Regions from separate parts of the Homo sapiens genome. Here region 1 is linked to region 2. A link is a loop called in an ENCODE intact Hi-C map of the cell type or tissue named here. Cell type or tissue: endothelial cell of umbilical vein. All regions are shown on one strand. Region 1 overlaps NOTCH1 (notch receptor 1). Region 2 overlaps LINC01451 (long intergenic non-protein coding RNA 1451).

The links. Hi-C counts contacts between places; a loop is a spot of excess contacts. Peaks named below come from ENCODE experiments on the same cell type or tissue, not always from the same donor. Only the 100,000 strongest peaks of a DNase experiment are listed, where the experiment ranks them.
Region 1: it touches region 2 in a loop (5-fold over the local background); 3 of 110 quality-filtered maps call a loop at or near these places.

Annotation. Positions count from the first base shown.
Region 1 is chr9:136,510,138-136,515,137 of GRCh38, reverse strand. NOTCH1 (notch receptor 1) reads left to right here. Exons shown (of 34, transcript NM_017617.5): 13 at 436-628; 14 at 1,601-1,746; 15 at 2,004-2,117; 16 at 3,867-3,986; 17 at 4,333-4,485. All of the region lies in intron 1 of LOC124902310 (a long non-coding RNA gene), which reads right to left. Among named protein-coding and RNA genes, the nearest start is that of MIR4673, 7.0 kb to the left of the region's middle. In endothelial cell of umbilical vein, no CTCF peak of the experiment used is centred here; DNase peaks (open chromatin) are centred at 2,347 and 2,987; H3K27ac peaks cover 2,786 bases.
Region 2 is chr9:136,611,488-136,616,487 of GRCh38, reverse strand. LINC01451 (long intergenic non-protein coding RNA 1451) reads left to right here. Exons shown (of 3, transcript NR_135288.1): 1 at 1-2,364; 2 at 3,585-3,785; 3 at 4,318-4,460. Among named protein-coding and RNA genes, the nearest start is that of LINC01451, 3.2 kb to the left of the region's middle. RefSeq lists a silencer at 877-1,171. In endothelial cell of umbilical vein, no CTCF peak of the experiment used is centred here; DNase peaks (open chromatin) are centred at 1,997 and 2,567; H3K27ac peaks cover 1,477 bases.

The sequences.
Region 1 (5,000 bases), 100 kb after region 2:
GGCTATAACTGGCAGCACGATGGGTCCCCCCGACCCCTCTTGTCTCCGGTCAGAGCTGTCCCAGGCCGTGTTGGCAGAGTGGCCCAGCAGGCCAAGAGGGAGCAGCCAGCCCTGAGGCCAGGCTTAAGTACCTTCTGCCTCTGTGGCTCACCAGCACCTTTGAGCAGGTCCCTCTGCCTCTCTGGGCCTCAGATTCTCATCAGTCAGGGCTGCAGTAGCCCCTGCCCCTGGGGCCCCTGGGAGGATGACTTGAGTGGGCACTGGTGCCCGGGGAGGCTGGCACATGGCACATTGTGATCCAAGATGGTTTCTGACACCTGGAAGGATGTGGCCAGAAGGGTGATCGCCCCGGCTCAACAGACAGGGAAATCGAGGTTGACGTGGGTGGGACCCCCTGGGCGCTGGGCCTCGGAGTCTGACCCGCCCTGCCCTTAGGGAGCATGTGTAACATCAACATCGATGAGTGTGCGGGCAACCCCTGCCACAACGGGGGCACCTGCGAGGACGGCATCAATGGCTTCACCTGCCGCTGCCCCGAGGGCTACCACGACCCCACCTGCCTGTCTGAGGTCAATGAGTGCAACAGCAACCCCTGCGTCCACGGGGCCTGCCGGGACAGCCTCAACGGGTATGCGGCGGGGCCGATCATGGGGACACATCAGTCCTAAACCCTGGGAGCTCTGCTGCCAGGAGGGTGGCACCTGCACAGAGCTTGAGATGGGCCAGAAACGGGCCTCGGACGGGGCTGGGTGGCAGGGAGCTCCCCTCGGGGACGCACATGCCTCTGGGTCCTCAGTCAGACTACAGTCCACACCCAGCAGCTGTGTGCTGCGTGTCCTTGTGGGCTGCATGGTGTGCTCAGGACACAGGCCCACAGTGACCCTGGAACACGTTTCCATGGTAACAGCCGCAAGTGTTTCTGATGCCCATGATGTGCCTGGCAGCACTCTGCCTGGATGGGACCATTTAAATCAGCAGGGACCCCATTGCCCTCATTTGGCGCAGAGAAGGCACGTGCTTTGTTCGGGGCCACACAGCGGGCAAGTGGTGGGGGGCTTTTCGCAGCACCCTACTGCCCTGCACTTGGCATGGTCCCCTCGCTAATGAACCAAACCCCTGCCGCAGTCTTGGGTATGGGAAGCGCTGCGGCCCCCACTTTTTTCTTTATTTTGAGACAGAGCCTTGCTCTGTTGTCCAGGCTGGAGTGCAATGGCATGATCTCAGCTCACTGCAACCTCCACCCCTCAGGTTCAAGTGATTCCCCTGCCTCAGCCTCCCGAGTAGCTGAGATTACAGGCATGTGCCACCACACCTGGCTAATTTTTGTATTTTTAGTATATATGGGGTGGGGGAGTTTCGCCATGTTGGCCAGGCTGATCTTGAACTCCTGGCCTCAAGTGACTCAGCCACCCCCGCCTCCCAAAGTGCTGGGATTACAGGTGTGAGCCACAGCGCCCAGCCTGCCCCCACTAAAGGACTCTGCGAGTCTGAGTGGATGGGCACCTCCGCCAGCCCATAGGGCATTGCAGACCCGGGAGTGCCCAGGCCCCGGCCGTGCTGCTCGGGCCTCCCTCGACCTGCAGTGTGGTCCCCCTTGCAGGTACAAGTGCGACTGTGACCCTGGGTGGAGTGGGACCAACTGTGACATCAACAACAATGAGTGTGAATCCAACCCTTGTGTCAACGGCGGCACCTGCAAAGACATGACCAGTGGCTACGTGTGCACCTGCCGGGAGGGCTTCAGCGGTGAGTGGGCTGCGCGTTTCTCAGTGCAGAGGGCCGCCCTCGAGTCTGGGGAGCTGGAGACACAGGATCGGGACCCAGGTCCAGCCAGCACCATGCATGGTGTCTCCCTCCCGTGGCAAAGCCTTAGCTCCAGGCCTCTGGCTCTTGGAGATGAGGAGGGGCCTGGGGTGGGGAGCAGGCCCAGGGCTGCTGTTGTGGGGCCCTGCCAAGGTGCCTGGGAGTGCTGGACATGCCGAGTGCTGTCCCCTTCCCTCCAGGTCCCAACTGCCAGACCAACATCAACGAGTGTGCGTCCAACCCATGTCTGAACCAGGGCACGTGTATTGACGACGTTGCCGGGTACAAGTGCAACTGCCTGCTGCCCTACACAGGTGAGGGGTGGGTGGGGCCTGTGCTGGAGGGGGCGGGGCCTATGTGGGAGGGGCGGGACCTGTGCTGGAGAGGGCGGAGCCTGTGCTGGAGAGGGTGGGGCCAGGGGTGGGGGCGGCCTGGGAAGCCGTGACTGGAGGGTAAAGTGGTGGCTTTCTTGGGGCGGGGCCTTCCAGAAGGTTCTGCGCCTCACTGAGTGCCTTAGGCCCCTGCAGTATGTGGGCCTTCTCCCGGGGGTGGGGTTGGCAGATTAGCAAAGATACAGGATGCCTGGGAGAAAATTTTCATGCAAGCATGTGTTTTACCTGGCAAGCCTGCCGCAAGACACAGGTAAGATGCAGGTGAATCCTTAGCAGGGCCGGGCCTGGGTCACTGGGCTCCGTGCTCCCGGCGCCCACCCTGCTGGGGTCTCTGGGGGCCGGGCTTCCCCACCCCCGCCAGCCGGACCTGAGGGATTCCTTTGATGGCGGGCTCTCTTTGTGTGAGCGGAACAAGGAGCCCTCTGTTTGGGCTGAGCGGGGAGGGGGATGTTCCCCCAACTGTCCAGCCCCTGCTATGAACCCAGCCAAGGGGATCACAGGAAATGATCTCCTCTAGAAAAGACAAAGAAGAGTCCACAAGCACCGGGGTCCTGGCGCTCCCCAGGAGCGGGCAGAGGGTGCTGCCACGGGGCCTGGTCAGGGAGGGCCTGCCTGGGCCAGGCAGCCGGGCTGGAGGTCCCACGCCTGCGGTTCCCATGACATCCAGCAGCCTGTGGCCAGAACGCTGTTTTCTTTGACCGAAGTTAAGGACCTGGGTTTTCTCTCCTGTGTCAGTCAGTGAGGACCCTCCCTCCACGGCTGGGCGCCCCTGTCCCTTTCAGACACGTCGATCGGGCCGGCAGGAGGAGCGGCGGTGCTGACCCGCTTCCTATCTGCCCGCTTCCTGCTTCCTTTCGCACAATTGTCGGAAACTCTGGCGCAGTTCCTGCCTGCCCGGGTCACCGTGGAAACCAATAGGAAGAGAGGCCCTGGAAAGTCGCCCCAGCAGGCCAGGGAGATAATGGGGGACAGGGAAGATAACGCAGTCCCCACGGCTATAAACAGGAAGCTCGGCCATGGGCTTGTGCAGAAAAAGGCCCTCGGCTGTGCACGTGGTTCCCACATAGCCTTTGCCAGACACCCTGCGTGGCCCTGGAGGTCTCCAGGCCGTGCCCCGTGCCCCGACACGCAGGATGTGCTGGGGGCCTGGGCCTGTCCCCTCCATCGCAGCCCTTGTTTGTTGGCCTCCCGTGATGGGCGTTTGCTGCCTGTGACACGGAGCCCCAGGATTAGTTTCAGGCCTCGGTCTCAGGCCAGGGCCTTTCCTCGTCACCCAGAGATGAGGGGGCTTGCGTCCGGGGTGGGCCCAGGTCCCTGCAGTGTCGTGGAGCCCACCCGACTGAGGCCGCCTCTCCTGGTGCAGTCCTTGTTCCTGGGCACGCCTGGTGGGGTGAGGCCTAGGCTGTGCCCCGCTGCCAACCGGGAATGAGGGGTGGCTTCTGAGCGTGACATTTGTGCAGCTTGTCTTCAGCGTCCCCCCATCTGTGCTCCACTCCTCCCTGGGTCAGGGTCCTGGCACAGCCGGGAGCGCTCAGGGGTCTCGGTGCACATTTGCCTCCCGGCGGGACCAGCAGACGGCACTCTGATGGCGGAAAGACCAGCAGGCGGTGGCCGATTTGGGAGATCCCTCTGGGTGAGGCTCCCGGGGTCACGTGTGTCTCCTTCCCGCAGGTGCCACGTGTGAGGTGGTGCTGGCCCCGTGTGCCCCCAGCCCCTGCAGAAACGGCGGGGAGTGCAGGCAATCCGAGGACTATGAGAGCTTCTCCTGTGTCTGCCCCACGGGCTGGCAAGGTGAGGCTGGCCAGGGCCCGGTGAGGGCTGGGATGGGAGGTCAGGATGTCTGCGGGACACAGGCAGCTCCCAGGCAGGCTAGATGAGTCTTTGAAGAGGAGCTGGTGGGTGCTGAGGAGGCCCTGGTCGGAGAAGTTCTGGAATCAGGAATTGACCTGGGAGCACCGTTCCCAACTCCAGTTCCTGTGACCTTCTTAGGCCAAAATTAGGGGAGAGGGGATGGTCCTGGGGTCACGGAAGCCTACTCCTGGGTCGGGAGAGGCACTGTAGGTGGGTGGGCCAGCCTGGGAAGGGCCTGGAGGGCCAGGGGCCGCTGGTGACCAACCGGCCTCCTCCTGCCCCGCAGGGCAGACCTGTGAGGTCGACATCAACGAGTGCGTTCTGAGCCCGTGCCGGCACGGCGCATCCTGCCAGAACACCCACGGCGGCTACCGCTGCCACTGCCAGGCCGGCTACAGTGGGCGCAACTGCGAGACCGACATCGACGACTGCCGGCCCAGTGAGTAGCCCCGCGGCTCTGGCCTCCTCCAGGAAGCTCTCAGGCCTCAGTTCCCCCGGGCAGGGTTGGTGCGCATGGTGCTGGCCATAAGCACCCAGGGAGGCCGGAGTGTGGCCGGGGAGGGTTGGGTCAGGTGTGGGGGATGTGCTGAGGGATGGCCAGGGTGGTTCAGGAGGGCCCCAGAGCCGGCTTGCTCCTCCCTGCACTTCGCGGAAGAGTCACGAGAGCCCCTCCCACGGCTCTTCACTGAGCCGAGGATGGCTCGGGCCCGGCCTGCACTCCCGCCTGGCTCATCGGGCCCCGCTGCAGGCCAGGGCTCTCAGGCCTCCCAGCCCTGCTTCACAGAGGTTGAGGTTGGCAGAAGCCGGGGGTCTTGCTGGCATCACCTGGCAGGCAGAGGCAAGAACTGTCTCTCCTCCCCTGCTCGGTCTGTGAAGCCTGCAAAGCTGCCCCCTGCCCTGGAGCTTGAGGACAGGAGCAGGTGGGGAGAGAGACCCCAAGCACAGGAGACGGGT
Region 2 (5,000 bases):
TAGCCTGGACGAGTCACCCCAGGGGCACATGCTCCAGGCAGCCCCCTCACCTCAGGGGGCATGGGAGGCGCTGGGGGTCTTCAGCTGGTGATGGGGTGACTGACGAGGATCAGCCCCAACCCCGGGGTCCTCTGGCCGCTGGCAACCGGAGCACTCCCCCAGTTGGAGCTGAACCATGACTCCAGTCCTTCCCAAGAGATGGTGGGGAATCGTCACCATGGCTGGAGTCCCGCAGACTGGGCAGGCCAGACAGGCCCTTGGAGGAGGCTGGTGGGATCCGAGTGGGCAGAGGGGAGACGGAGGAGGGAAAGGCAGCCCCAGCCTGCGGTGGTGCTTGTCCTGGGCGGGAGGGGCCCTGCTGTCACTGACGTGGGAACCACCGAGTCACCGGAGGGGCAGGGGCAGAGGGGTCTCGGTGGAAAGGGGGTCCCCAGAGGCCTTGGGAGACGGGGGAGGTGCCTAGGGCTCTCTGGCCTTGGTCTCTACCAGCTCAACGAGGGCTTTGTTCCAGGGGCCCCTGGGTCCCTCTGCCTCCAACAATCTGGGCTGCGTTTTCTGAGCACCTACTGTGTGCTGGGTGTGGGCGTCCGGGCAGGCACTGACTAAGCCTTGTCCCTCCCCAGAGTCACAGTGAGACACACAGCCACATCCTGTAAATGAAGACCTCGTGGCTCAGAGAGGTCAGGTAACTTCCCCAAAGCCTGTCTGGCCTCCCAGCACCATCCCTAGTCCCAGAGGGGAGGTGGAATGAAGGCAGGGCTAAGGCCAGGCTGCATGGAGGCAGAGGCACCTGCCGGCCTGCAGGACCAAAGGTTCTATTGGAGGCAGTGCCTGGGCAGACAAAGGCCCTCAGATTCACAAGCTGAAGCCCTAGCACCCAGGGCCCCAGTGTGCTACTGTGTTTGGAGACAGGTAAAGGTTGTCAAGGTAAGACAGGGTGGCCCTGATCCAATATGACTGGCGTCCTTGTAAGAAGAGGAGATTGGGACAGACACGCCCCGAGGGATGGCCATGTGAGGGCGCCTCAGGAAGACGGTGTGCAAGAGCGGGAAGCGGGGCCTCGGAAGAGCCAGCCCTTGGATCTCGGGCTTCCAGGAGAATCAGTTCCTGCAGTTGAAGCCACCAGGGTCTGTGCAACTTTGTCACAGCTGCCCGAGCTGACAAATTCACCTGACTTAAGCCCCCCGCCCCACCCGACCACAGTGTCACCCAGATGCTTGGCAGGTGCTGTGGCAGGGGCTGGGTCCCTGCTCGACCTTCGGGTGCCGGGGTGTCCCGTATAAGAGCAGCACAGCCACCGCCACGGCCACTCGCAGTTCCAGGCTCCGGGCAGCATCTGGGACCCCAGTTCCTGTTGTGAGAGGCTCCCCACTGCCATCCCACCCCCTGCAAGGTGCCTCGGAGAGCGGCTGGAGGCTGACGGGTCGAGGCCTGGGTTTTACGGTCCTGCCTGGGTTTCTGTGTGGCCTGGGGCTGCCTACCATCTTTCCCTCTCTGGTCCCCCCTACTCTCATATACCAGGCTGGGTGACTGGGGCCCAGGAGCGGCCCCCCCCTCCTCTGGGCTTCCTGGTGGCACCCCTGGCCTGACAGCCCCTGGGAAGGCCTCCCCTCTCCATCTCGGGGCCCAGCCCGGCCCCACCTGCTGAGCTGCAGCCTCCAAGGCCTCCTTCGCACGCGTGTCAGCTCTGACCTCAGGGCTCCCCACGCGTGTTCCCCTCTAGGAAGGCCCCCCCAGGGGCTCCCCAAAATCCTGTCCTCCCTGAAGCACCTGTTCTTCGTGCTCCTCCATGAGGGCCCGCACGGGGCCGCTGACCGCAGTCTCAGTCACAGCCTGGGAGCGCCTGGAGGTTGGGGGGCAGCAGGCGCTCAGTCAGTCCTCGGGTCACCATGGATGGCCTTGCTGTGTGATCCACACTGAGGCCCAGTGGTCAGCTGGGGGGCTGGACAGGAGGCAGCCACTTCCTGGCCTGGCTGGTGACTCACAGGCCCGTTTCTGGGAAAACTCCCACCCACCCCCACTCAATCCGGATGGCGCAGAGCTCGCTGTGGGGACCAGCTGTGGGAAGTGCATTGTGATTAGGGGCCGGGTCTGGGGGTGGGGAAGGCGGGAGCCGGGGCGGAGGGTGGGGTGGGGTGTGGGACGTCTCCACCAGAGGCCTGCCTGGGCTGCTGAGCTGTGCATCCCGTGTGCCCTGACGCTCCACATGCTCCCTCACCGGGCAGGGGTCGGGGGCCCCGAATATCATCACAGGGAGACCACACGAGGCTCCTGCCTGAACCCCTCCTCAGGTCCCTCACGCTCAGGGGTGCCTGGCCCAGCCTCGCCTTGCCCAGCCTTGCCAAGGCCAGCACAGCCCAGGAGGTGCACCCCCTGGGGTCCCACAGCTCCGAGGGGCAGCGGGTGGCCGAGAATGAATCCGCAGGGCTCTGGCTGGATGCTGGAGGAAACAGGCTGCTTCCAAACGGGGCTAGGACGTGGGGACTGTCCCCCCAGGCTTCCCCGGCCAGAATCCAAATGCCATTTGCCCAGCCGGGCCCTGGAAAAACATCCTCTGGGAAGACTCCGGGGAGGGGAGGAGGCCTCTGGCTGGGTGGGGAGCAGGGCCCAGGCCTGCTGAATAAACACCCAGGGACCCTGCAGAGTGAAAACAGAGCCACAGCCGGCCAGCCCCTCCCAAGCCCATTTGGCTTCTGCAGCCCTGACCCTGCTCAGGGAGTCTGGGCAAGTCTTTTTTGTCTTAACAGCTTTATTGAGATACACAATTGGCCCTTGATCAATGGGGGACTCGGGCGCCAACCCCACACAAAGTTGAAAATCCTTCTATTTATATATATTATAAGGTCTCAAACTCTTGACCTCAAAAAAAATATATACATATATTTTTAGACAGTCTTGCTCTGTTGCCCAGGCTGGAGTGCAGTGGTGCAATCTCGGCTCACTGCAAGCTCCACCTCCTGGTTTCAAGTGATTCTCCTGCCTCAGCCTCCCAAGTAGCTGGGATTACAGGTGCACGCCACCATGCCTGGCTAATTTTTGTATTTTTAGTAGAGATGGGGTTTCACCATGTGGCCAGGCTGGTCTCGAACTCCTGACTTCAGGTGATCCGCCTGCCTTGGCCTCCCAAAGTGCTGGGGTTTCTATATTTATTTATTTATTTATTTTTTGAGATGGAGTCTCGCTCTGTCGCCCAGGCTGGAGTGCAGTGGTGGGATCTTGGCTCACTGCAAGCTCCGCCTCCTGGGTTCACACCATTCTCCTGCCTCAGTCTCCTGAGTTGCTGGGACTACAGGCGCCCGCCACCATGCCCGGCTAATTTTTTGTATTTTTAGTAGAGATGGGGTTTCACCGTGTTAGCCAGGATGGTCTCGATCTCCTGACCTCGAGATCCGCCCGCCTCGGCCTCCCCAAGTGATGGGATTACAGTTGTGAACCACTGCGCCAGACCCAAGTATAACTCTTGATTGCCCCGAAACTTAACTACTCATAGGCTACTATTGACCAGAAGCTTTACCAATAACATAAACAGTCGATGCACGTTTTTGTATCGTGAATGTGTGATATAGTGTGTTCTTACAATACAGTAAGCCAGAGAAAAGAAAATGCCATTCGGAAAATCCTAAGGAAGAGAGGATGCATTTCCTCGTCTCCACGTGGAAGCGGATCACCCTAAAGGTCTTCATCCTGGTCTTTTTCATGCTGAGGAGGCTGGGGAGGAGAAGGAAGAGGAGGGGCTGGTCTTGCTGACCCAGGAGCAGCAGAGAAAGGAGAAAATCCACGTGCAGGTGAGCCCAAAGTTCAAACCCGCGTTTTTCCGGGGTCGGCCGTAATTCACGCTCCATGAATTTCTCCACCGACAGTGGCGATTCCACCATCTCCAGCACGTTCAGCTACGTGCGGCCGTCACCACCGTCCATTCAGGACATTTTCTTTTTTCTTTTTCGGACGGAGTCTCGTTCTGTCGCCCAGGCTGGAGTGCAGTGGCGCGATCTCGGTTCAGTGCAATCTCTGCCTCCCGGGTTCAAGCAATTCTCCTGCCTCAGCCTCCCGAGTAGCCGGGATTACAGGCACGTGCTACCACCACGCCCAGCTAATTTTTGTATTTCTAGTGGAGATGGGGTTTCACCATGTTGGCCAGGCTGATCTTGAACTTCTGACCTCAGGTGATCCGCCCGCCTCGGCCTCCCAAAGTGCTGGGATCACAGTTGTGAGCCACCACAAAGCCTGGCCCAGAACATTTTCATCAAAAATAAACGTCATCAGCCCAGCCCCAGCCCCCCAGCCATAAAGACCCACTCAGCCACCTTCTGTTCCCAGGGGCTGGCCAGCGCTGGGCTTCTCGGGAATGGAATCACACACGGACTGTGGCGTACACATCACAACTTTAAACCCCGTCCGTACTGAAGCCTGCGTCCGAATTTCTTCTGTTTTTGTGGCGGAAGGATAAATATTCCATTGTACAGACGGTCTACCCGGTTCATCCGTCACCCACCCATGGGCACCCGGGCCGTTTCCACCCTTAGTGAAGGAAGCCGCACGGGTGTTTGTGCGGACAGGAGCTTCCGTTTATCTTGGGCGCACACCTAGGGGTGGAGTTGCTGGGTCTCGTGGTGACTGGTTGTTTCGGGAGCTGCCGGCAGGTGACCCAGCAGCTGGGCCGGTCCACATTCCGTCCAGCAGCGTGCGAGTCTCTGATCTTGGCGCCCACACCCCTGGCTGGCTCTCTCCTCCCTCCGACTTCGCAGCCACACCGGAGGCAGGTGGCAATGTGAGTGGGGACCGGGCACGCGCAGGGGCTGACTCCACACCTCGCAGGGCTGGTCTGCAGATCTCCCTGGGAGGCAGGAACATCACGCCCCCATTTCAGAAGAGGATGCTGGGCTCAGAGAGGCCCACCAGCAAGTTGGGCCCTCACTGGCCACTTCCTCCATTCTCTGGACTCGGCAGGAACTCAAGGTGTGCGGTCCCTCCCTCGGCGCCCAAGCCCCACACTGGGCCTG